Regions from separate parts of the Homo sapiens genome. Here all the other regions are linked to region 5. The links are chromatin contacts, found by Hi-C or POLR2A ChIA-PET in ENCODE. All regions are on one chromosome and are shown on one strand. Each heading gives the region's core, a stretch centred on a gene start or an enhancer-like site at or near the end of the contact. The rest is flanking DNA. Distances are from core to core; before and after follow the strand shown. Region 1 holds the start of GORAB-AS1 (GORAB antisense RNA 1). Region 2 holds the start of SCYL3 (SCY1 like pseudokinase 3). Region 3 holds the start of BLZF1 (basic leucine zipper nuclear factor 1). Region 4 holds the start of METTL18 (methyltransferase 18, RPL3 N3(tau)-histidine). Region 5 holds the start of KLHL20 (kelch like family member 20).

Region 1 (4,882 bases), core at 65-2,564, 3.2 Mb before region 5:
TGGCTAACATGGTGAAACCCCGTGTCTACTAAAAATACAGAAAATTAGCCGGGTGTGGTGGCCGGCGCCTGTAATCCCAGCTACTCGGGAGGCTGAGGCGGGAGAATCGCTTGAACCCGGGAGGCGGAGGTTGCAGTGAGCCGAGATCGTGCTATTGCACTCCAGCTTGTGCAACAAGAGCGAAACTATGTCTCAAAAAAAAAAAAAAAAAAAAGTAAGAAAAAAAGAAAAAGAAATCCCTTAAGAGGAAAGTTACATATTATAATTATTCACAAAGGAAACAACCCAAAGCAAAAGAAATCTGAGAGCCGCTCCGGCCTGCGAGAGACCTGGTTATGCCTGTTCCCTTTTCATCAATTATACCCCACCCCTTTTAAATGTTTCTTCATCATCAAAATCCTAAATCTGATCATTTCCTGAGTTAATCTGAAGGAGGCCTCCAGCGCTGTGCACACTCCCAGCAAAACACAAGGATTTTAGGGCACACTAAGAGCCACAGAGAGCACCGCTCCCGCCCCACAGGTACAGGACCCCAAAGGCACTTAGATCTCCCGTTTCCGCCACCGACTTGTTGCTCCTTCCCAAATACCTGTTTATCTCCACCCTTATCCCCATCGCCATTTCCCCCCTTAGCTCCTGAAGCGATTAACCAGCAACAGTGAGAAACAATGAGAGAGAGAGAGAGTAGAGGTAAGCCAGAGGAAACGAATGTCTGCGTGGCAAGGTTTCCTTAGGCAGTTTGTCAGGCACTGCTGAAGGCAGCCTGGAAGGAAGCCGGACCCTGAGGCCGGGGAGAGAGGGCCTTGTGTTTGGAGCCCGATGCACTGATTGGCCGCGGCCGGGGAAAAACCCGGATGAGCTGGGCAGCAGTGTTGGCAGTCGCGGCTGCGAGATTTGGGCACTTTTGGGGGTGCCGGTGGCCCGGGCCGATGGCGCAAGGTTGGGCAGGATTCTCTGAGGAGGAACTGAGGAGACTAAAGCAGACTAAAGGTTACAAGATGGGTTTACAGTGGTTTAATTCTTGGGTCTTAAGGGGAAGAGGCGGGGATGCAGCTTTGGCGGGGAAAGGGGGCGTGGAAGCGGCTACGTTTGTGTTAGCGGAAGGCGCTGTAAGTACGTGGACTGGATTAGGGGGTTTCAGAGGAGGACTTACTGGGAGTCACGACGGGAGGGGCAAGCCAGAGGACTGGGATCTTCTTTTAGAAAAAACGGTCCAGGAATCCACTGTAGGGATTTGACTCTTGTGAAAGGAATGGGACTTGGGAGAGGAAGTGAGCCTACAGCCGGGGTGTCTCCCTTAGGGAAGATTGCTGCAGGAATCAACGGTTGGAAGGTTAGGGTCAGGGTAAGGGAAGGAGGAGGGGCGCACACCGTATTAGAATTGTGATGAATTTATAGAAGCAGATGGTTGGAAAAAAGGAGCACAGGCGTCTGAATAAAGGCAAAAATTCGGTACTTTTCACAATTCATCTGGAGTGTTGCATTCACTTCTGGTTGCCAGATGATTTTTGCAGTACTTCCCAATTTTTGAGAATCAGCAAACCAAAAGGGTCTTTGAGAGGGTAGATGTGAAGACTTTATATGTTTATATACATACAGTCTTACTGACTTTGGAGTAAGCTAACCTTGTGCTTCTCTCTCTGGCTTTATAGAGTAATCATTGAATGGGCTTGTACAATTTTTTTGTTGTTGTGGAAGGAATTAAGTTTGCTGATTGTTGGTGGAAAACTTAGTAATATTAATTGCACTTTGCTTGTGGTTGAAATTTCGCAGTGATCTGTATGGTTATCGTGGTAGTACACACAATTTCTGTAAGAAGTGTACATCACTCTTGGTACCTTAATTCAAATACTTTATTTTGGTAGCAAATGAAGTAAACCTTTTGTTAGCGTTTGTGGGGAAATTGGATGTTGCTCTGGTAGCTTGTGCATTTTTAGCATAAATATGAGAATAATCTAGGGCAGACAAGTGGGAAAAGAAGTAAATTAGTAAGATAGGGCCAATGTAGATTATATCGACTGGGGACATTTTGACTGGTCCAGGGGACTTTAAAAACTCTATCATAAAGGTTAGGCTAAGCTATGTAGTTAACTGACTCTGTGTTGCTTGATATACTCAAATTCTTTTGCTTTGTGTTTTCAACATCCATTCACATACTTTGATATACAGGGTACAAGTGCCCTGGCCTCTGGTCTGACTCCAGTAGACTCATGAGGAGACAAACCACAAAGTTATGTGATAGTAGATATTGCAAGAACTTGCTTCAGAGACAAGAGGAACCTCACTCTGCCGGGGATTGGATGGAGCTTGGGAAGATTTCACAAAGTTTGTGTGTTAGCAGAGGCGCATTTTCCAGGGTAAAGATGACTTAATATAAAAATCTAAATTAAACAACATATTCATTATGTAGAAGTATATTTTGAAATATCTTTGCAACCGGGGGTAGATAGAGGATGGTGAGGACCTGAACTTCAAGGCCCACTGTAGTGTGGAAACCAAATCGCTAGTCCGTGACCACCTCGAGGACGGAAAATATCTTAACCTCCTTGTATACCCGTAGCTAAACACAGTGATTGGCATATAGAACTTCCAGCTCTTCCTCTAAATCTTTTCTCCTTGGATTCCTTATTTGTAAAATTAGAGGATTTGGCCCTTTAATTTTAAAGCCATTTCTAGCTGTTCTCTATCTTTAAAAATTTATTGAATAATTTAGGAAGATGGAGTTGGTTGCCAGGAAAAATAAGGACAGTAGTACTCTGGAGACCCCTGTATGGGCATTGAGGAACATAGTCAAGAAAGTTGTTAATAGTCTTGTTTATAATATTAAGAAGTTGGAAACAACCAAAGTGTCCATTAACAAGGGAATGGATAAATAAATTGTGGTATACTCATCTAGCGGGCTACTGTACAGCTGGTGGGAATATATTAGTATTAACTGTAGCCACATGCATTAAAATGTTTGTTAATACAGTATATGTAGTTACACTTGGCCCTTGAACAACACAAGTTTGAACTGTGATGGTTCACTTATACACAAATGTGCATTTAAAAAATACAGTATTTGGGGGATGCAAAACCTGAGTATATGGAGGGCCAACTTTTGGTGTATGTGGTCTTCACAGCGCCAACTGTGGGACTTGAGTATGCACAGATTTTGGTATACATGGGGATCCTGGAACCAATTATCCTCATATACCAAGGATCAGCTAGCTGTATATATAATATATACAGTCACGCACTCAATAACAGTATTTCAGTTAGCAGCGGACCACATATATGGTGATGGTCTGGTAATATTATAATACCCTGTTTTTACTATGCTTTTTCTATGTTTAGATACACAAATACCGTTGTTACAGTTGCCTACAGTCTTCAGTATAGTGACATACTGTACAGGTTTGGAGCTTAGGAGCAAAAGGCTGTACCATATAGCCTAAGTATATAGTAGGCTGTACCATCTAGGTTTGTGTAAATACACTCTCTGATGTTTGCGCAAGGACAAAATTGCCTTACAACACATTTCTTAGAATGTATCCCTTTGTTAAGTGACGTATGATTGTATATAGTGGGGAGGCGTGGGAATGTGATCAGGGAGAGGGAATTTCAGAGGTATTGGTATTTATGAAATCAGGTTAAGACAAGTTAAGCTAAAGTAACAAATAGCCCTAATAAGTCAATTGTTTAAAATAAAGATTTGGTTTTCACTCGTTTCATGTTTAATGTGGGTTTGGCAGGTGACTGTGTTGCACAGTCACTCCGTTTTTTGGTGCTGTCTTGTAGGAGTTTACCATAGTAGGAAGAAAAGAAGATTGAAAATTGAACATTGGCAATTAAATCCTTTCACCAGTAAATGACATGTGACACTCCTACTTTTATTTACCAAAAGCAAGTCATATAACTTGGGAGACAGGAAATAAATTCTCTCTTCTAAAAGGAGGATTATGTCTATCCTTAAAGAGTAGTTACTTCTACTACTGTCATATTTTATTTCTTAAACTTTCTTTTTAATCATATAGGTTGGAAGACTGAGTGTGTGTGTTTATGAGTGTAACACATGCATATATTTGATGTATGGTCTATTTCATAATGAAAAATTGGAAGAAAACAGTACAGCCACATGCTGTCAATTTTTAGTTAAATTATTTATTCAGAAGAGTTATTCTTCATACTGATTCTTTGCCAGTTACATTATGAATATCTTCTCCCAGTTTTTAAGTTATCTTTTCACTTTTATCTTTTTGATGAACAAAGTATTTTATTTTTTGAGACTGGCTTTCACTCTGTTGCCCAGGCTGAAGTGCAGTAGCACGATCATAGTTCACTATAACCTTGAACTCCTGGGCTCAAGCGATCCTCCTGCCTCAGACTTCCAAGTAGCTGGGATTACAGCTGTGTGCCATTACACCATGCTAGTTTTCTTCCTTTCTTTCTTCTTTTTTTTTCTGTAGGGATAGGATCTTGCTATTTTGCCTAGGTTGGTCTCAAACTCCTGGGTTCAAGAAATTCTTCCTCAGCCTCCCAAAGTGCTGAGATTACAGGCATGAGCCACCACTCCAGGCCTTAATTTTAATGTATTCAAATATGTCAACCTTTTTTTAATAGCCAACATTTCCATGTCTTAAGAAATTAGTTTCTTACTATACTTAGTATAGTAGTTACAGGTGTGAGCCACTGCACCCAGCCAGTATTCTTGACCTTCTATCTTTTCATATAAAAATTTTAATAATTTTACCAAATTTAATGGAAAACCCATTAGGAATTTTGATTGTAATTGCATTGAATCTTTAGATCAATTTCATCTTCATATTATTAACATTGCCACTAACGTGGTATATGTCTCCGTTTATTTAGTACTTGTTTAAATTCTCAATAAAATTTTAGA
Region 2 (5,180 bases), core at 2,227-4,726, 3.8 Mb before region 5:
TGTAGGCCTTTAAAAATTTGTTTAAAATCTGTATTCTTTGGACAAATATAAACTCAATAATCATTACACATTGACCCTCTACTTGGAATTTTTCCCCACTTCGGTGAAATTCCATACAACACCTTCTACACTGGGTATGTAATGCTGCTCAAAACACATGCCTAGAACAAAATTTAAAGTGCCTACCGATCCACAACCATCGTTATATAAGAAACACATGTATAAAGGCTAAAGCTATCTAAAATTGAAGATTTTCAAAATCTAAAAATGTTGCTGAGAATAAGAACTAAATCTGCTTTGTAACAAATTCACTGAATTCCTACCTACCTGGCAATGTATCTTTCTTAAAAATGACAGAGAAGCAAAAAACAGTACTAAAAGAAATGCCAAGTATGGCAACTATGGTAACATTCACCTTTCTACTGGGACTACAAATAAAAAGTTTATGTGGGACCATGGGTAAAAGCAACAATGCTAATCCCTCTGTTCTGGAGATAGAGTGCTGGCCAGATTGTCACAACCTCCTGCTGAGTAGGGAGGATTATGCTTAGCACTTGATCTTGCCACCTCTTCTTGGGCACAGTTAATGTTGGCAGGTACCTATCCTGGGCCAAAGGGCGGTTAATTCACAAATTAGCCATCAATTTCATGGCCTGAGTGAAGAGATAAACTGGCCAGATCATTGTCTCCCCCAGGAATTTGAACTAAGAACAATTTTTGCCTATTAGAAGCATAGCCGAAGGTAGAAGGATGCTATGAGGTGGAGGTGGAGCTACGGCAAACCAAAGCCACATGAAGTCAGAAACTTTCCAGAGGAAGTCAGTTGGTAGTAAAATTTTAAAAAGCAAACACTGGGACCGTAGCTTAGTCATACTTAGGGGGCACATTACTACTATCCATCTCAAGACTACCGGAAGCCCAGCCTCAAATCTAATTCCACCCAGATACCCTAACATCCCATTGACACCCTTACAACCAGCCCCCTTTTCCTCAGGTAACTTGAATGGGTCTATGTTCTTTGAAACTAATTGCCATTTCATAGGCAGAAAGCTCTACTTGGTCTCCAACTCCTGCCTGAAAAGCCAGTCAGACTGGAAGAGTGAGTTACAGAAGTGTTACTTTGAAAGTATCTGAAGCTAGTCTGACCGTCTCTCTCTCACCCACAAAACACAGCTTTCCAAAATCAACACACAATTAAGAGAAAAGCAGAGAATAAGGGACTGTATATTAATGAATATCTTCTTCGCAGGAAATCATGCTGTTTATTTAAGTGTTAATATTAATCCTCATGGGAGATAAGACTGCCACCAGGATTCAGGGTCAGTGCTCTGGCTGATGAATGGCAGTCACCAGAGGCAAGAGAAAGGAACATTTAATTTACTTAGCTATTTCTAAATAGCAAAATACTTCCTTGTGGGAACATTGGCCTTGCAATAGCTATTAACCTTAGATTTCATATGAATTCCACTATAATTAACAAAGTTATAAAAGCATTAGGAAGTAGTTAAAATTCATTTTTCTTACTGTATTTTAGGTCTAAGACTAAAAAAATCACTTAAAAATTAAAAAGGGATGACTCAATTTCTTGAGAGAACTGGAAAGGATGCCATTTTCTTGTTTTGAAAGCATGTTAACTTTGACAGAAGTCCACTGATACCATCAGTGTAATACTGACAGTGGTAAGATTATATTGTATGTTCCCAGTGCAAACTTTATTGGGGGAAAATTAAAAAGGTGTGCTGATTATTGCAATTTGAGAATGTTTTGAAGCAGTAATTCTTCACACTAATATATCTAAAGAAGCACAAATACTGTTATATGAAGAAGTTTTTTTGTTTGTTTTTTGTTTTAAATAGAGATATGGTCTTGTTCTGTTGCTGCTGGCCTAGAGTGCATTGGCGCTATCCTATCTCACTGTAACCTGGAATTCCTGGGCTCAAGCTACCTGCCCTCCCCAGCCTCCCTAGTTGCTGAGATTACAGGCATGTGCCACCATGCCCGCCAGTGCTTTAAAAATGATAATTCAGCTAAAATTGATTTATTGAAATGTAAGAAAAACACTTGGCCTTCCAAAATGCTTTCCTGTTGTTTTGAGGACGGGGAAAACACAAAATCTTGCTCATTAGCTTTGAAATTAAAAAGTCACAAGAAGGTAGAAAAGGATATCCTAGTATCCCGTAATAGGTATTTCGTAGCACTTAGCATCTCCACTCTATAATAAAATGCTGAGTTGACAGTCTCTGACTTGAATATGCATCAGTCTTCCCTTTAATAATCTCCCTCCACTCTTTTGCCTACTTGGGCAGCACATAAAATTTCTGGACCGCTTGTAGATTAAGAAAACCCTTGTCTAGGTCAAAGGGCAACTCATACACTCAACTAAGAAACCCGTGTGCTCTATGGAAATGTTTCTACCAAATATTTTCTTTTCCCAGCAATTACTCGAGACTACCTTGGTCCTAGCTCCCTTAGCTTGAAAGTTCCAAAGATAATGGCTTGCACTCTGAGTATTAAGGATGCACTGTACTGGCTGATATTCTGGTATCCAGCGGTAACGTTACTCCGGCCCTTGCTTTCGTGTTTCAGGTATATATTCCCTCTGCGGAACTCAGTCCAGCATTGCTAGCTGACAAGCAATACACAATTAAGTCTTTATGGACCAAAATAATTGTGATTTCAGCTCAAGATACATTTTATAAGAACATGGGTCCCTAAAAACAGCAGTTAACAGTGACCCCCAAAATTCGAGACCCGACTCCGAGAATTTCACATGGATTCCTGAATATGCTCTTCCGAGAAATGTTTCATCTTTATTCTAAACAGAAAGCACTATGCCAAGACAGGAGCCAGCTGGGCCTTGGGGGACGGGCACTGGTCTTGGATCAAGAATGAGGCCGCCTTCCCGAGGGCGGGCGCGCCCCCAGGATCCCCCCGGGCTCGGGCACTGCCGCCCCGGGACAGTGACCCGCCCAGCCGAGCACCCTCGCCCTGCTTGCCGCGACCCCGCGGGGTCACTGAAGGGCCGAGGCGCCGCTCTCGCTTCGCTGGCCCCTCACCTTCCACACCTCCCTGCGAGGACCGACTCCGCGGCCGCCTTGGAGAGCTCTGGCCGCGGGCGCCTCACCCGTCGGGGGCCGCCCGCGAAGCGCAGATTACAGGGCGCCCCACAATCAGCAAGGGGAGGCTGCTCCGAAGCTGAGAGCACAGCTCAACCGGCCGCCGGCGCCGCGCCGAGCTCGCTCCCGCGCGGGCCCCAGAGCGCAGACCCGCGAGCGGGGCGCGCGCCCGCCGCCTCCTCCCCGCCCGGCCCCTTCCCCCACGGCGCAGTCCTGCAAGGACTGGGGGCGCAGCGCAGGGCTCCCTGTTACCTGCAGGAAGGCGGCGGGGGAGGAGGCCGAGGGTCTTGGCTCTGGTACCCTGTTGGCCCCCCTGTTGACACCAACCACCCCTGCCTGCCTGTAAGGCTGTGGCCACTACACCCACAATCTTCTGGGGGCCGGGTTTCTCCTACACCATAGAGACGGGTCCGGAAACGGGACAGAAGGCCCACCTTCCTCCCTCCGACGCCACCAATGAGGCCAACTAACCAGGAACCGAGGTAGAGAGGCCGCACAGCTGAGTCTCAGGCCGGTGCCATCTTAAGTGTGGGCGCCGCGACGATACCGAGTTTCACTCACTGCCCCAGTGGTCTAGTTAGTCCACGAAGATGCCCCCTTTCTAGATGTGTTGGTCGAATGCTTAAGTTTGTCTTGACTTGAATTTTTAGGCTTTTAACAGCACAGTTTTAATTTCATTTCCGCCCAAATCCAAAATGGCTGCTGGCCACTTGTAGCAAACAGTAGAGGTGCAGGGCGGAGAAAAGGAGTACGGGAATTAGCGAGGACTTTCAGGAGAGTGACGTCACTCAACCTGTAGCTTTGATTGGCTGGGCTGCGAGGGTGGAGTCGTGCAGAGCCGCTGCTGGCGGAGGTCGTGGTGATCTCGCTTGATCTTTGAGAGGGAAGGTCCTGAATCACATTTCATTTAGCAAAAAGTAATATTTGAAAATTTTAATATTAATGCAGTAGTTTTGCCCCCCTCCATGCTTTCTGCAGTGTCAGTTACCTGTGGTCAAACCTTGGTTCAGAAATGTTAAATGGAAAACTCCAGAAATAAACAATTCTTAAGTTTCAAACCGCCTGTATTCTGAGTAGCCCGATTAAATCTCGGGCCATCCACTCTGTCCCACCCTTGACGCGAATCATCTGTCGCAGGTAGCCGCGCTGTGTACAGTATCCACTCATTACCCACTCAGTAGCTGCTTTGGTTAACAGATGCACCCGTAGTATAGCAGAGATAATGAGAGATACCACCTGCTTATGTTCAGGTAACCCTTATTTTACTTAATAATGGCCGCAAAGCACAGGAATTGTGCTGACAATTTGGATATGCCGAGGAGAAGCTGTAAAGTGCTTCCTTTAAATGAAAAGGTGAAAGCTCTGGACTTAATAAGGAAAGAAAAAGAGTCATATGCTGAGGTTGCCAAAATCTATGATAAGAACAAATTATCCATGAAATTGTGAAGAAGGAAAAAGATTCGTGCTAGTTAACTAAGCACCTATCATGCACTGTGGCTGTAACTTTTGTAGTTTGAGGTGCAACAGCAAAAGACGGAAAAGGCATTACATTTGTGGGTGGGAGACATGAACAGAAAACGTATTTCAGCTGACCGCAGTAAGTTTTGCCAGAAAGTGTTGAGCCTATAGGAAGACTTAAGAAAGGGATCCCCTGAAATTAGGCACACCAAGCTATTTACTGCAAGTAAGGGATGGCTACACAGATTCAGGAATAGGTTTGGACTGAAAAACATAAAAATAACTGGAGAGGCCACATCTGCTGATGAAGAAGCTGCCACATGTCTGGCAGAGTTGAAGACATTGGTTAAGGAGAAAGGCTTCCAGGAGATTGATGGATAAGTTAGGAAAATCATTCAGGTAGCAATGAAACTGCCTTTGCAAAATTATGACTAAGGCAGTTAAAGAGATCCAATTTAACCAACTCCATCTTGTCCTTAACCTCCATGCTATCCTTGTTCATTCCTGGGCATAGGCTGAACTAACTTTGGAAGGAAATTAGTTTATAATTTACAGTTTAAAACAAAAACAATAAAAGCCCTTTCCCAAAACCAACCTCCTTCTTGC
Region 3 (4,751 bases), core at 1,520-4,019, 4.3 Mb before region 5:
TGGCAAGCAACAAGAGGGTGCAAGTATTCTGTGTAGAAGGAATTGCAAGTGCAAAGTAGAAAGAGGAGGCATACTACCAGTTTGAAGTTGCTTGGTATGTTCAATGAAAAGCAAGTAGCTAAAAGGCAAGAGAATTTTTTTTTTTTAAGTATGGAAAGGGAAAGGCAAAAGCTAGACAGAAAAGTGCTTGTTCATGGAGGAACTTGTGTGCCATTCTAGACATTTTACTGTAGGAAATAGGGAATCTAGAGTTTTAAGGAGGTGAGTAAATCAACAGGTTGGGTTTTTAAAAATTCCTTCTTGTGGCAGAGAAAATAATGGATTGGAGAATTTCCAGACCAGACTGTAAAAGTCACTATTAAAATAATCACGAAATGAGGAGATGACAAACTAAAATTTGATCTAGTGAACAACTGAATATGGGAGAAATAGAAGAGGGAGGAATGTAGGATAACTCTGATTTCTAGTTTAGGTTATAATATAGTAGTAGCATTATTTAACTTGGTGAAAATAGGAGAAACCAGGAGGAAAGATAGCAAGTTCAGTTTTGGTCATATTAAGTTTGAAGGACATTTGAGACAGATGTGTCCGGGAAGCAACTGAGTTAGGCATTAGTAGATCTGAGAGGAAAATTGAAATTTAGAAGCAAAATCAAAGGTGTTAGTAGAATCCATGTGAGTGGACAAAATCACCCAAGGAAAATGTCTAGACTAAGAAATGAAAGTAATCAAGGAGTTAATTCCAAAGAATGACATTCAAAAACCAGGCACAGCCAGTAAAAGGAATTAATGACTATGAACCTCAGTTGTCACAAAGAGACTAAGTAATGTAAATTTTGAGAAGTAATTACTGTATTTGGTATTTAAAAGGCCATTAGAAACTTAAGCAAGAACAACTTTCTTGAAGCCATTAAAGAAGCCAGACAGAAGACTTTTGTCTGTTTGATATAAGTAAAAATAATATCCTTTCAAGAAGTTTACTGATAGATAGGAGGACTAGGAAATAACTGGATAAACACAGGATGGAGGACATGGTTTTGCTTTATTTAATTTTCATAAGATGTGTGACTTGAGCACTGAAGAGAAGAAACTGGAGAGGAAAAGGCTGAACGCACAGGAAAGAAAAAAACAACTGGAAGCGAAATGTAACAGATGGAAGCAAATGAGATCAAGAGCAAAGATGGATGGATTATCCTTTAATATCCCTTTCTCTACACTAGAAATACAAGACTAAAGGCTCGGCAAAAATATAGAGCAATGTGTAGGTTGGGGGCATGAGGTTGAAGAAATGGCCTGTTATACTCCATCATGTTTAGAAAGGAGAAATGAAGAGGGCAAAAGACAGGGTTTGTAAAGGGAAGGTTTGAAAATGTCTTCACAGAGAATGGGTCAGGGGAAAACTGGGGTAACCAAAAGGATTGCTGAGTAGTATGAAGAAACAAGGGGTGGTGGGTGAGGGCTCTGTTTCTAAATTCATAGCTATAACTATCTAAAGATCTTTCTATCCTCCAGTCCGTTATCCATAAGTGCTTAAAAGATATGGTAGTTAAGTGAATTAACTAGAACCCTCTCAAACATAGGGGTGAATTAAAATAACCTATAGGCTTATTTAAAATGCAAATACCGAGCTCCATTCCTTTCATTCAGAATTTCCAGGGGTGAAGCCCAAACAGTGAATTCCAGAAGCTCTCCAAGCAATCCCAGGAGAAATTTCTGTTTAAAAAAAAAAGAAGAAGAAAGAAAAGAAAAGAGAAAAGAAAAGCAAGCACAGACCTAGAAGGTAACCAACTGGATAGAAGAGCGCTGATCCAACATACACCTGTTAATGGCCCTCGTGGGGGCGTGGGGCAGTGCTCTGCCACTCAGAAAAGCAAAAAGACTCCAAGATCTAGGGAGATTCAGATCAGTGTTGAGACAGTCACATACACACCACCCCATACTCTTAATAAAGCGCGTTAATGTGAATCTGTGAACATGAAAAATGCCATGATGAACAATGCAAACACATAATGTTTGTTCAAAACAGGTTATTAGACTCGATGCCTTACCCTAAATTTTCTGTTTCATTACTCTAGAGACTTAGTAACATTAGTGGAATTCAGGGTGCTGTAAGAAATACGGAGAGCGAGGAGACTGCAGGAACAGCCCGTGGGAAGGGGGAAAGAGATAACGGGGAGAAGGTCGGGAGGACCGGACAACTTTAAGTGCCCATCCGCCCGAAGACTTGGAAAGCTAAGTAAGTAGGACCCCAGAGCCGTTCTTCTGGCATCCCCTGGCACTCACCATTGTCTCAGGATCTCAGCACTAGAAAATAGGTATCGTTGAGACAGGAAGACACCACCACCACCACCATCATACGGTTACTCAGGCAACAAAGCCCCGCCCACTGTCGCACGAGGCGTGGGACGCCACCGCCCCACCTCTTCGTCCTTAGTGGCTGGGAGTAATCTCAGCTGCGTTCATCCAATCGACAGACCCGCCCCTCCACGCTGTCGCCTGGGGCTACGAGACGCCATTATTCTGTTTCCGGCAGTTTTACTTCCGTTTGTTTAACAGCTGGCCCGGAAGTTTAAGTGAATATGCGGCTTGGGCTCCAAAAGTTGCTGTACGGTATTTTATTTTAAAGTAGAAATCTGTCCGCTTTTCACTTACGGAGGCCTTACAGTGTGTGTTCTGTGTTACTTGAGTTTATACGCACTGCAGAATTTGTTTACCCTGCTCTTTTGGAAACGTATTCCGGAAGCGAAACCCTGAGTAATCGGAAGTGGTTAGGAGTGAGAGAGCTGCTGGATATGCGGAGGGACTGGGCGGGTCGGCTTCCGAATGGAAGAGGTCTGTGAGAAGTTAACCTGGTGATACCGATCCGAAGAGCCTATCAAGTGAAGCCCCCTGAAATACGGAGAATAAGAATCTTAGAGGTAAATCCGAGGACAAGCAGGTATAACTAAGGATGTTGGAAAGGGACGGAGGTCTGGCTGGAGCTCGGTGGCCAGTAGCTTTGGATTTAGGGAAAGATTGTTCCGGGAAGACTTTTTCAGACAGGGATGAAACTTAGGTTTCGACTTCCCCGGACAGCAAAGTTGACAGGCTTGTCGCTTCCCGGCCTATCGCTTTCATACCTGCTCACTCCCCCTACTTACTTCTTCACCCCCTCCGCTTCATTTGGCATTTGCCAGCAGGCACTCGCTGTGCCTGTACGTTTCGCAGAGCAGCTATCAAGGGCAGTTTCAGGGATCGTTACTCTTACGAAGGGTTTTTTGGATACCTCTTTTCGGAGCAGTAGAGTGTAAGTGTAGAAAAGTTTGTGACTGTTAAGAAAGTTAGTCGTCGGGTTCACTAATTGAACTGAGTTGTATCTAGTACTGAGAACGATCTTTTTTTGTAGTGAAACCAGTTGTCATCTAGTGTACAGTTTGTCATATTTATATCATTGCAGTAGCATCACCTTCTTATATGTTCTCTGGTAAATCTGAGTCTGTACTGTAAGACAATGTATACATTTCTGAAAGCATGGGCTCGATATGTTTCTCTTTTTACTTTTGGAGCTACACTATTTTAATTTTAACTTTTTATTACCAAAAAAGTATAAATTATGTTATCTTGAGTAATATTTTTTGTCGTTTGTTAAACATCTAAACAGAAGCTCCTTTTTGATATGTGTGTGTGTGTATACAAATTGTGTCGGTATGTCTCCTAAGAAAGTAATTACTTTAAAATTCCTCTTGTCATATGGATGACAAAACCACCACAGTAACTTCATTCCCTTTGCTTGGCTAAAATTCAGGACATACTTCTGACAATTTAGAGTGTATTGGTGAGGATGGTGAAACGGAGTATTTAGAAGTAAACCACCCCTAATTTTTTTTTTTGAGACTTTTAGTAGACATAACAATGCCTTCTGTGAGAATGGGATATAAGGGACATTTCTCTTTCTAAATGCATGCGTACTAAATACAGAAGCAATTAAAATATCATAACTTTTAAATTGGAGGTACTCTATGTGTTTATATGATATTTTTAAAATTATTTCATATGCATACATTTCTAGGTTGTTCAGCAGAAGTCTTGGAGTGCATTTTCAGTGGTTAAGGTGAAAAAATGACTACTAAAAATTTAGAAACCAAAGGTAAGTGGCTTTTTTATAATTGTTTTTAAAACATGACATTTATGACGATGTGAAGGAACGTTTGAGCCAGATAACTAGATCTCATGGACCCCCTTGGGAATCATTTGTTATTTCAGATCCCTTTATGTTTATTTTTTAGTGCAGTGTTTATATTTCAGTACTTTAGATGTACAAGTGAAATTTAACATCATTAGTTAGAATTTATTAGGTGACTACTCTTAAACATTTAATGTTAATGCAAAGTTTTTAACAGCTATATTCCCTATACACTAGAAGATTACGATTTAAATAAGAATACACATTTTAAAGATTTAAGTAGATAGACAAAGCAACTAGGGTGTATCAAAGATCTCTTTCATGTTGTATTAGTTTGCTGGGGTTGCTGTAACAAAGTACCACAAACTGCATGGCTTGAACAACAAAATGTATTCTCTCAGTTCTGGAGGCTAGAAGTCCAAGATGAAAATGTCAACAAGGCTGTGCTCCTTCGGAAGGCATTAGAGACACTCTCCTAGCTTCCAGTGGCTTGCTGGCAGTCTTTGGTGCTCCTTGTCTTGTAGACGTACCACCCTTATCTCCGCCTTCATATTCACATGGCATTCTCCCTATGTGCATGTTTCTGTGTC
Region 4 (4,788 bases), core at 1,972-4,471, 3.9 Mb before region 5:
TTTTAAGTATTATGCAAGATACTATACAAAGTCCAGTAAATATCACATTCAATTGAATCCATGATGTCCGATTATTTTAGCTACTTCCAAGAGAGAAAAAAATGCTGTCAGTTTTACTGTTCTTATAGAGAGCAAGGCAGATCCCAATTCCCAATGTGGTAACGTGAAAATTTTTGCATTTGAATCAACAAAACACTTTCTCCTTTCTTTCCTACTATTTAACAACTGGTAAGTCTATACTCCCCCAAATCTGGAATTCTCCTTTCTTATTCTTTTTCCTCCTACCAAGACCGCAGGATCTTTTACTTGGCTATAAGGGGTAAACCTCAAGTAGTACAAGTTCTCTGTATTACTTTTATACTCTGTCACAGATTCCCTTTGTTTCCTCATCTCCATGTGAATTTAGTTAAATTCTCAGCATTCTGATCCTTACTATACAAGGTAAATGAATATAAAAACAAAACGAAACAAAAACCTCTTCCTATTTACATAAGGCCCCAACCTAATATTTAGTGATATATATTAATGTGAACAAGGAACTAACGAAGACTGGGAAGAAATTCACAGACTTGAGAGAAGAAATGGCAGGATTTCCTGGGAACAATTTCATGTAACGTCAAAGGTGGTAAAAGGTCAAATAGAATGAAGATGGAGAATACCGGATTTTCTTACAAAATGATTTCCCAGGAGATCTCATCAAATGCACGAGGATACCTTCTCAGTTTCACCTAGTGAGTAAAAGACTGGTAACATAGCTCACTTACAATTTGGATAAACAAAACTAAACAAACAACATCAAAATTTCAGAAAAAATAATAGCAAAACAGAAATCAAACACTCAAATTTTTGGTCCTTCTGTTTATTTCATTTTGGATACTCAGTGAATGTTAATTAACCAGGAAACTTAAAAGTTATTTCAATTATGAACCTCTTCAATCCTTCATCAATTATTTTGAGTATTCTGGTCTTAAAAACATCTCTTTCTTCTACAAACTTCTGAAAGAGATGAACACCTCCACCTACACCAAAATAATGTGCTTTGCTGGCCAAAAGTACACGTCCATTTTTACTTAACAGTCTAAGGAAAGTCTGGTGCAAATTACTATAATAATCTGGGTTGTAAATGGTTTCTGAGGTGAGAATGAGATCATATTTTACAAAAAGTTTTTCACTACTTAGTACAAGCTTACAAAACTCAGACCACTCACCAGAAAAAAATCGGCATTTATATAGTTGTGTTACTTTTGGTTTCCTGCATCTTTTCACATCTGGCTCATTTACATCATTTTCTTCATCTTCCAAAGTGGAGTTAGCTACTACATTAGGTAAGGTTACTTCATCAATCACCATACTGTTATAATCTTGAAAGTGAATTTCTTTGGACCCTCCCTTGAATGCAGTTATACCTAGTAAACCTGATCCACAACCAAGATCCAAGACTTTTTTCCCAGCAAATTTCACTTTGGCCTTTGTGAAATAAGCCAGGAGGTCAAAGGTACATTCCCAGATTTTTAAGCCTCCCTCATAAACACCTGTAATCAGATCAGAGTGAGAAGAAAAGCTTTTTGAAACTATGTTTTCTCCAGGGAAGTTCTCTTTCAACAAGATGGTTTTCACTACTGATAACTTAACATGCTGGAAACCTGGTAATGTTTCTATGACTTTATTTTCTAACATCTTCTTTAAATCTTTAGGCATAGCATGCTCTTTGGCAGCTCTCAAGGAGGGCTGTTTTCCATGTGGCTCCAAGTTCCTTGAACTGCTGGCTGCACTGAGTGGACTGTCTGTGTCTTGAGAGGGAGCTGCATTTTCCATTGACTTATGTTCCCACAAGTGATCCTGAGGCAAGTCAAATTGTTCTGCAGAACATTTTCTGTCCCTCTCTTCTCCTTTTTGACTTTCTGAGACTGACAGCTCTTTTGAGGAATCCAGGGTCAAAGCTCCATCTCTAATGGGTGTTAATTCATTTTCCAGATGGTCTTCTATAGTGAAATTAAACTGAAAGGTCATCCTCTTATTAAATGCACACAATCTTTAAATTCAGATTCTTCAACTTCTGGATAGAATTTGATGATACACACAAATCTGCCTCAATTATTCAATTAGTTTTGTTGGGCCCAATTTCTCTTTAGCAGCTTATACATGGTAACAAATATTTAGAGATATTTCCAAATGACTTTTTAGACGTCTTTGGTCCTCTTTCCAAGCAGCTCTGGAAAGAAAAAAAAAAAAAAAAGAAAGAAAATGATGATTAAAGCAAAATGGCACATTTCACTAAAGTGTAATATTAAACAGCCACCCCCACCCCTCCCTGTCCCACCATACAGCTGCTTTTTCTTAAAAAGTTGTGGGGAAGAGAGAGAGATAAGAGATTTGGACACTCATACACACCTTAAGGGTTCCAAAGTGGGAGAAGAAAATCAACTATAAAAACAAACAGAAGAACAACAGCAACCACCACCACTACCACCTGGACAAACATAAAGTCCAAGATATTCAGACAGGACAGCCTAGCTACTTGCTGTCTTTCAGCTGTCTTGATTTGTGTCCAACCATATTCACCCCCTAAGCTTCCAGAATAACTTCACTTCTGTCTTTTACAGAAGAGGTGCAGTATTTTATTTTGGTAAGTCAGCGTCCCTTTAAAAACATGCATAGGTATGGCCTGGTGTGTGTAAATTCATCCAAGACTTCACTCCAAACATTTAGTCGAGAACAGCAGCCCTAAGTGTATAGAAGTGGGGGTAATTTGGCAATAATTAGTAAAGACTAATTCGGTGGCAGAGCAAACGCAAACTAGGGCACTGCAGTAGTTTGGAGAGACCTGTAGAAATAAGAAGCAACTTTATTGAGAATCTTCTATCTACTGCGCTAGACACTATACCATCTGCCTCAATTTTCACAGTTCTGGCAAGTGGGATCTTTGTTCCCTTTATACAAGATTTACAATTTGGGGGAGAGGCGGGTCACCCAGTCCCGCGGCTAGGAACGCGCCTCTTTCCTCTCCCATCACGCTGCAAGGCTTGGAGTCACTTCCGGCTGCAGGTCCCGGAACAAATCCGACCCCAGAAGTGGGGACTTCTGGCCCTCACCTCCCCATTTGAATGTAATGTTTACAGTGATCCAGACCTGGGGATGCTTGCTTCCCGACGTGTCCTGGGATCGCGCTTCTGAAAAAGCTCACCTCACAACGCCTCCTCCGGACCTAAATCGCGCACCAGTGAGTCGAGTCCTCCAGGGGCTAGAGAAGCCCGACTTTCTTTCCGGCCTTGAGGGACCCGGGCTCACCAAGAAACCAGCCGCCCTCCTCTCTATGGTTTTGGAGCCGGCGGAGAGCGCGCAAGGGTTGGCGGGACTGCGAGTTTCCGGTCTGGGCTTTGGCGGGTCTGGTTTGAAGCTCTCCTGTTTGACGAAAGTATGTCTCAGGAAGGTGCGGTCCCAGCTAGCGCGGTTCCCCTGGAAGAATTAAGTAGCTGGCCAGAGGAGCTATGCCGCCGGGAACTGCCGTCCGTCCTGCCCCGACTCCTCATATCCTTCCTTGGTTGTCACTTCTACCTAGAGAAGGGTGTGGGCGGGTCGCGAACCTTTCTCTTCTGTCCCTTCAGACCCACCGCCAGGCTGGGTTATATTACCGCGGCCTGAACCCCCTCTTTTCTTTGTCAGTGAGTGGGATGAAAAGTGAGGGACTGGAGGGGAAGCGACAACCGTGGTAGATTTAAGTAAGGCTTTGGCCCTGGAAAGCCTCGCGGACGTGTTCTGACCCAAGGTTTTAGCAGTGGATGTGGCGTTTTCTTCCATTCCTTCTTTCAGTTTTTCTGTACTCGTTGCTTGCAATTAAGTGTAAATACTTTTGCTAGTGGATAATGGGGGAGGCAAGGACTGAGACCTGCGGTATGACGATAGCTCTGGCTCTTAATAGTTTGAGGTAAAGCGAGATACTCTGAGCTTTTGTCTCCCGTAAAAAGGGTGGTGAATATGAATAAGGGCTTTCTTAGCGTTATAAGAATTAAAGGGCATAGTTCTGTGGTGTGAAATCTTTAAAAGATGTTCAGTAAATAAAAATGATTTTCCTCCTTCCCCTCTCAGACCTCTTTTTCTTCTTTCTTTCTTTTTTTTTGACAAGTTCTCACTCCTCTCACCCAGGCTGGAGTCTTTCTGAAAGAGTTCTTCCGCTTGTTGTTGGCTTTCAACTGTTGGATTTGAGGCGCTTAGCGCCTTCTTCGTCCGGGTGCAGCACATTCTTGATTGGTCTCATGCCTTTGTGGTTGTAAATGTGCCTGGAATCCTAGCCTTTCATGGTAAACCATATGTATATGTATCTTTTTCACAACATTTGAGCCCAGCTTTATACAATTACACTCAAAAGAAAAAAAGTAACCTTCACTTGAGAGAATCTCAATACTGCACAAATATTGTGCAGCTAAAGCCCTATGTAATCACATAGAAGTCATTCACCTAGGCATTAGCAAAATCTCAGAAGGTGCCAAAGCCCCCTTTTTTAGTTTTTGTGTAGGTACAGAACTGCCGTCTTCAAGGAGTTTCAACTTGAAAACAAATAGCCACCCTCAAAACATTCAAAAACACTTAAACTGCGTGCATAATGTGTGTGAGACATGGTGTTAGGCTTTGGGAGAACAGAGACACGGAACGTGATTCCTCTTCTTCCCCACAAGCTTATAGAGAGACTTCATTAAGTTGAAAGTCAACATTCCCACCTAGCTTTGCACTTCAAACGACATATTCAAAAAAGCCCAAACTTCCTCTAGTTTTCTTCATCTGAGTAAATGG
Region 5 (5,340 bases), core at 1,464-3,963:
ACAAAAACCCTCAAACACTTGTAATGGAGAGACAACACAGCACTGTAGCTGAAAGCACAGACTCTAGAGCCATTGTGTATGGTTTCAAGTTATTGCTCTACTTCATAACTAGCTGTGTGACTTTGGGCAACTTACATAACATCTTGGTGCCATCTGTGAAACTGGAATGATGATAATAGATCCTACCTCGAGAGGACTAGTGTGAGTATTGATGAGTTACTATAACATGCTACATAAGTATTTGCTAGTATTATTATTACTGAAATAGAATAATGACTTTAGAGAGCAATTTGACTAGTGCTAATACAGTTGAAGCTGTGCATAGCATACAACCCAGCAATTTTGCTTCTGCGTGCACACCCCAAAGAAACACCTACAGGTGTACACAAGGAGGTATATGCAAGAATTTACATTGTAGCACTGTTTGTAATGGAGAAAACTGGAAATAGTCAAAATATCCATCTGCAGAAAAAAATGTTTTAAAAAATCTATGGTATATTCATATAATAGAATACTATAAAGCAGTGAAAATAAATAAATTAGTGCAGTAGTTCTCAAATTTTACCATGCACTATAATCACCTGGAGAACTTGTTAGAACACAGATTACTGGGGCCCACCTTCAGTTTTTGATTCAATAGGTCTGTAATGGGGCTCAAGGGTTAGCATTTTCCAAGTGATGTTGATGCTGCTGGTCCAGGACAACACTTTGAGAATCACTGAATTGGACCTTCATTGATCAACATGGACAAATCTTACAAACAGAATGTTGAGTGGAAAATGGAAGTTGCAAAAGAATACATATGCTTTGATACCATTTATGAAAAGTTTTAAAATATGGAAAAGAAATCATTTTACTGCATATGTATATATATCACATATACACATGCAGTAAAAATTTTCAATAAGATCACAAAGCTAGTCAGTTACAGGTCTAGGATTTGTACCTATGTGTATCCGTGAAATCGCCTTTGCAAACTGAAACCCCCTTTGCAAAAATTCTATCAGTGAGAAAATTATAGCAGTGGAGGAGATCTGATCTAGCCAAACCCCATCTTGCCTTTAGCTTTCAGTCTGTCCTTAATTATTCCTGGGCTTAAGCCAAGATAACTTTGGGAGACATTTAGTTTAATAGTTTAAATAATTACAGTCCTTCCCCAAAACTCAATTGCCTTTGTAAAGCTAATGAGAGACCACCAGACAACGGGGATAGATGAGCCTGAATTCTGTTAAGTGTAGACATAAGTGATTGCCAGCCATTATTCCAGAGGTCACAAGATATGCAACTTCCCCAATTACTCCTACAGATAACATCACTATTGTAGAATCTAGGATTGGCCTTTTTGGGTATATTTTTAAGTTTTTTGCATGTTTGACTACTGATGGCTCCACCTGGACCCACCAACTGTTCCTGTGGCTCCACCCAGAAACAACTCAGTAGGCAGGAGGACCATCTCCCATACCCCTATGACTGCACCAGTCAGCAGCAAGCACCCATTGCCTAGCCACCCCTACCCCTTTCCCCAGACTACCTTTGAAAAGAAACCTAGCCCCCAAATGCTCCAGGAGGCCGATTTGAGTAATAATATAACTGATTTGAGTAATAATAAAACTTCTTCCATTTTTCCACTCGATGTTGTGTAAAACTCTTTCTCCATTGCAATCCCTATACCTTGATAAATCATCTGTATCTGGGCAGCAGGCAAGAAGAATCCACTGGGCCACTATATCTGGATCTAAAGGCCATGTATTTTCCACTACAAGCTAATTAACAAGAGGTATCCTTTCCCCTCAGAAACAACTGGACACACCTGTGTAGATTCTACATAAAGAACAGCTAAAGAAAATCTGGTTAATACTTAGCCTAGTATACTTACCAGGAAATCAGCAACAGTCTTTCTCTGATATTCCTGAAATTGTAATCCCCACCTTACACTTGTATCACTTGTTTTCTAAATATTAATATACGGTAAAAATCAGGTGGCTGTGTGCTATGGGAAAATCTGGAGGAAAAGATAATTTTAAAAATATACTTTTTTGGCTCTGCTTGCTACTGAAAAAAAATTTTTTTAAGAAAATATACTCTTCCCTCCTTAACATTAAAGTGAATCCACAGAAGATGTGTTTGGTGAAGTGTCTGGTGGTGAATACTAAGTAGAAAGGGCAGACTAACACAGCCTTAGAGCCTGGATAAAATCCTGGTGTCCTGAAAGTTTGACCGTGGGAAATCTGGAGGATAAGGTCTATCTCTGGTCTGTCTATCTAACTTCTGCACCTTGCACATAGTAGAGGCCTGACAGATACATGCCAACCCATGTGTGCATGCAATAATTCAATCCACAATTAGGAACATTGTGCCAAAAGGAGACCCACCAACTAAAAAGAAATACAAATTCTTAGCTTTCTGTGACTACCCTTTACTGCCTTTGCTGGCGAAAACAAAGAAGAAAAGAGGAGGCTTCAGTATTCAAATACTGCCAGTTCCGCAGTGAATTCTAAAAATGGTTACTCTTGGGATACAAGGAACCCCCACGAGGATAAACAACCTCTGAGGTTACCTGAATGCCCCAGCAAAGGGCACGACTACTTCCGGAGCCGCACCGGAACCCCTTGGCGGATTATGTGGGTTCCTGCGGGAACGATTTAAGAATAGGACTACTTCCTGCTTCTGGATATGGGCCGGTGAAGGGAAAGGAAATAGCTCTACGAGCGGCATCCTGCCTGCGTTAGCGGCGGTGGAGGAGGAGGCAGAGAGGAGTGGAGGGCGGAGTAGACGGAGGAGGCTGCTGCAGAGAAGAAAGTGTCAGAGCCGGTAAGTGAGCCAGTCACCTTAGAGCAGGGGACAGCGGACAGCGCCCCAGGGCTCGCTTCGCAGATATGTGGTCCCAAGTTGCTGAGCTGCCCCATGGGGTCAGGTCGGTCGCCTGTCAGTCGGCGCCGAGAAGAGACTGTTGGGGCGCTGGGGCCGGGCCTCGCGGAGCGCCAGAGTGCGCTCTCGCTGGCTGACAGCCTATCTCGGGAGCCAGAGGAGGCCCCGGGCTTTGTCCTGCCTGGTGGTGCTGGGGTTTCGCATCCTGGACAGCTTCCCCAGACAGTGTTTGGAATTCAGGGAAGGAAGAAAGTACGTGCGCCCCCATTTAACCCTCGGGACCTGGCGAAATCCTGCTACGTGGGTAGTGAACATTGTATCGGGGACTGAAGGAAATGCTTGTAAAGAGTGTTAGTCTGGAGCCATACTTTCCCTGCCCTGTTCAAGCTCCCTGGACTGTCGGAAGCGGAGTTGTTTGTAAAGGCAAATGCAGACGCCTCCTCCTCCTGTCACTTCGGGACAAGTTAACAATCTTCAGATTCGTTATTAAAGCCTCGTGTACCCTATGTGATCTATCAGGTTAGTACTGCTGTGGGTATCTGGTGCTTGTTCTGTAAATATACTTGATGTCGAGATCACAGTTAAATATCTCCAAGCACTTTTTGAAGAGAAACAAGACTGACCTAACAGTCGGGACTATTTAGCATACTTTCCCTCACCTTTACTTTAATCGTTTTAGCATGCAGAGTAAGGATGGTAATCTTAAATGTACTAGATTAAGTTATTGTGCATCTGCAGAAGGCCTGTGGTATAATAGGATATGAAACTCTTGATAACTGACGAAATGAGTGAAATGATTATATAAAGATTGTTACTGTAAAGATCAGAAATAGCTTTTATTAAGTTCCTGCTTTTCTGTTGTCTTAGGTTCGGCTTTAGAGTGTGGTGAAGGGTACTTTTCATGGTGCATGGAAGGAAAGCCAATGCGCAGGTAGGCATTTAGGAAGAAAACCTTTGGTTTCACTGATTAAAATTCAGCATGTAATAATTTAAATTTTTAAAAAAGAGTTTCAATCTTACTAAATTCTGCTTGGAACTAATGAGTCTTGTTCTACAATAAATCAAAAGTAATATTAAGAATTAATAGCTTTTTAATAGAATAAAATACAGAAGTTGTTTCTGAAAAGTGCTGTGGATTGTATGTAGTGCTAAACACTTAAATTTTCCTTTTTTCATGTTTTTTACAGTAAATAATCATTAAGTTCATTATGATACTATATGGATTTATTATAATCTTCAGTTCCCTATAAAATGTAGAGGATTCTGTTCCCATGTAAGAATCATAATTATTTATAATATACTGTACTGCATGCCTAATTATGGTTTTGGTTATTTCCTTGATGTTCAATCATACATTTGTTCTGTTAATTAAAATAGCTGCATTGTAGGGAAGATTGTATAAGGACTAAAATAGGTATTAGACATAATAACTTAGTCCATAGAAAAATAGAACAATGTCTGGGAAAATATAGACAATAAATAGGCCCTCCCAACCCTAGAATTTAATAATGTTTTTTCTCATTTTGTTCTAACAAATGAGACTAGAATCTTTATGATACAAAATCATCCCAGTTCTATTTCTTTGGTTTTTACATTTGTTTTCTATTTATTGAACTCTATTTAATCATTTGTTATTTAACATCAAAGATAAACAACTTCTGCAGTTCTTTTAAGAGAAGAAACATTTTATAATGGGAATATGACTTATAACTCAGAACTTGGAGCAAGAACCAGAATGTATATCTTTATCCAAATCTGTTATTGGTTTATCAATTGACCTTGAGCTGTTCACCTTCTCTGTACCCCAGTTTACTTCTTTAGTGTATCTGATCAGGATATTGGGGATTAATGAACATTTGCAAATGCTTTAAGATCTCCAGATGAAAAGATGTTATCAAGATGAAAAATACCATTATCTTATTTATATTTTACTCTGTAGTAGGAATAATATTTTACCACAATGTACATGAAAAAATTAACAACATAATATTAAATACTTCATCCCTTTACTTCTAACATTATTGCAAAACCCACTGATTGTGTCTCATCTCCAGCTACCATAAAATGTCATATCTTATATAATTGCTAAAATAAGAGCTTATTATTTTTTAAAAGAATAGCAGAGTGTGGGAATGTTTTTGGTTTATCAGTAGTCTATATAAAATATTTGCTTAATCACTCATACCTGCTCCTTTTTTCTTGCTTTATTACATAATACTGTCAGCTATTCAGAATCATGCTGGATAATTCTAGTGCTGTTAATCGTTAAGCTACGGCTCTTTCTTCATCACTGTCACTTGGCCAGAGCCTAGCCTACTCACATTGGTCTCTGGTCTTACTTTCACCTGCTTCCTACATTCAATCATGGTCACACTTCCCTATCCTTTTCTTATTGGGCTGTCATTTTTGCTGATTTAACCCAGAAGGCAGTCTCTGTAATGCTGGGTTTATACTCAGTTGCTATTAAAGAAG

Evidence for each region. Hi-C counts contacts between places; a loop is a spot of excess contacts on that map. ChIA-PET counts read pairs that join two places held with the same protein, here RNA polymerase II (POLR2A). Pooled maps may share reads with other maps.
Region 1: a loop to region 5 is called in a map of CD4-positive, alpha-beta T cell, with 9 times the contacts of the local background. The contact joins the promoter of GORAB-AS1 here to the promoter of KLHL20 in region 5. A Hi-C loop is called at or near these places in 1 of 168 maps with a recorded cell type or tissue (CD4-positive, alpha-beta T cell), 2 of 37 single-sample maps with no recorded cell type and 6 of 50 pooled maps.
Region 2: a map of CD8-positive, alpha-beta T cell shows a loop between it and region 5 (6-fold over the local background). The contact joins the promoter of SCYL3 here to the promoter of KLHL20 in region 5. A Hi-C loop is called at or near these places in 1 of 168 maps with a recorded cell type or tissue (CD8-positive, alpha-beta T cell) and 6 of 50 pooled maps. POLR2A ChIA-PET finds 5 or more read pairs at or near these places in 1 of 52 experiments (OCI-LY7).
Region 3: a loop to region 5 is called in a map of B cell, with 20 times the contacts of the local background. The contact joins the promoter of BLZF1 here to the promoter of KLHL20 in region 5. A Hi-C loop is called at or near these places in 2 of 168 maps with a recorded cell type or tissue (B cell and CD4-positive, alpha-beta T cell) and 5 of 50 pooled maps.
Region 4: a loop to region 5 is called in a map of CD8-positive, alpha-beta T cell, with 8 times the contacts of the local background. The contact joins the promoter of METTL18 here to the promoter of KLHL20 in region 5. A Hi-C loop is called at or near these places in 3 of 168 maps with a recorded cell type or tissue (CD4-positive, alpha-beta T cell, CD8-positive, alpha-beta T cell and naive thymus-derived CD4-positive, alpha-beta T cell) and 8 of 50 pooled maps.

Annotation. Positions count from the first base shown.
Region 1 is chr1:170,531,295-170,536,176 of GRCh38, forward strand. GORAB-AS1 (GORAB antisense RNA 1) reads right to left here and starts at 1,315. Exons shown (of 3, transcript NR_125958.1): 1 at 1,154-1,315. GORAB (golgin, RAB6 interacting) reads left to right here and starts at 872. Exons shown (of 5, transcript NM_152281.3): 1 at 872-990. The coding sequence starts at 930.
Region 2 is chr1:169,890,420-169,895,599 of GRCh38, forward strand. SCYL3 (SCY1 like pseudokinase 3) reads right to left here and starts at 3,477. Exons shown (of 13, transcript NM_020423.7): 1 at 3,369-3,477. RefSeq lists enhancers at 2,645-3,232, 3,233-3,820, 3,495-3,904 and silencers at 2,915-2,974, 3,215-3,294.
Region 3 is chr1:169,365,426-169,370,176 of GRCh38, forward strand. BLZF1 (basic leucine zipper nuclear factor 1) reads left to right here and starts at 2,770. Exons shown (of 7, transcript NM_001320973.2): 1 at 2,770-2,917; 2 at 4,048-4,125. The coding sequence starts at 4,098. NME7 (NME/NM23 family member 7) reads right to left here and starts at 2,372. Exons shown (of 12, transcript NM_013330.5): 1 at 2,283-2,372. The coding sequence starts at 2,285. RefSeq lists enhancers at 2,209-3,408, 2,348-2,849, 2,512-2,591, 2,850-3,349.
Region 4 is chr1:169,791,686-169,796,473 of GRCh38, forward strand. METTL18 (methyltransferase 18, RPL3 N3(tau)-histidine) reads right to left here and starts at 3,222. Exons shown (of 2, transcript NM_033418.4): 1 at 3,130-3,222; 2 at 844-2,212. The coding sequence starts at 2,010. The coding sequence ends at 892. It overlaps FIRRM (FIGNL1 interacting regulator of recombination and mitosis), which reads left to right and starts at 3,355. Exons shown (of 25, transcript NM_001320047.2): 1 at 3,355-3,430; 2 at 4,144-4,298. RefSeq lists an enhancer at 2,955-3,274.
Region 5 is chr1:173,712,268-173,717,607 of GRCh38, forward strand. It overlaps KLHL20 (kelch like family member 20), which reads left to right and starts at 2,714. Exons shown (of 12, transcript NM_014458.4): 1 at 2,714-2,811; 2 at 3,736-3,799. The coding sequence starts at 3,777. It also overlaps a transcript of ANKRD45 not described here. RefSeq lists enhancers at 2,618-2,807, 2,888-3,257.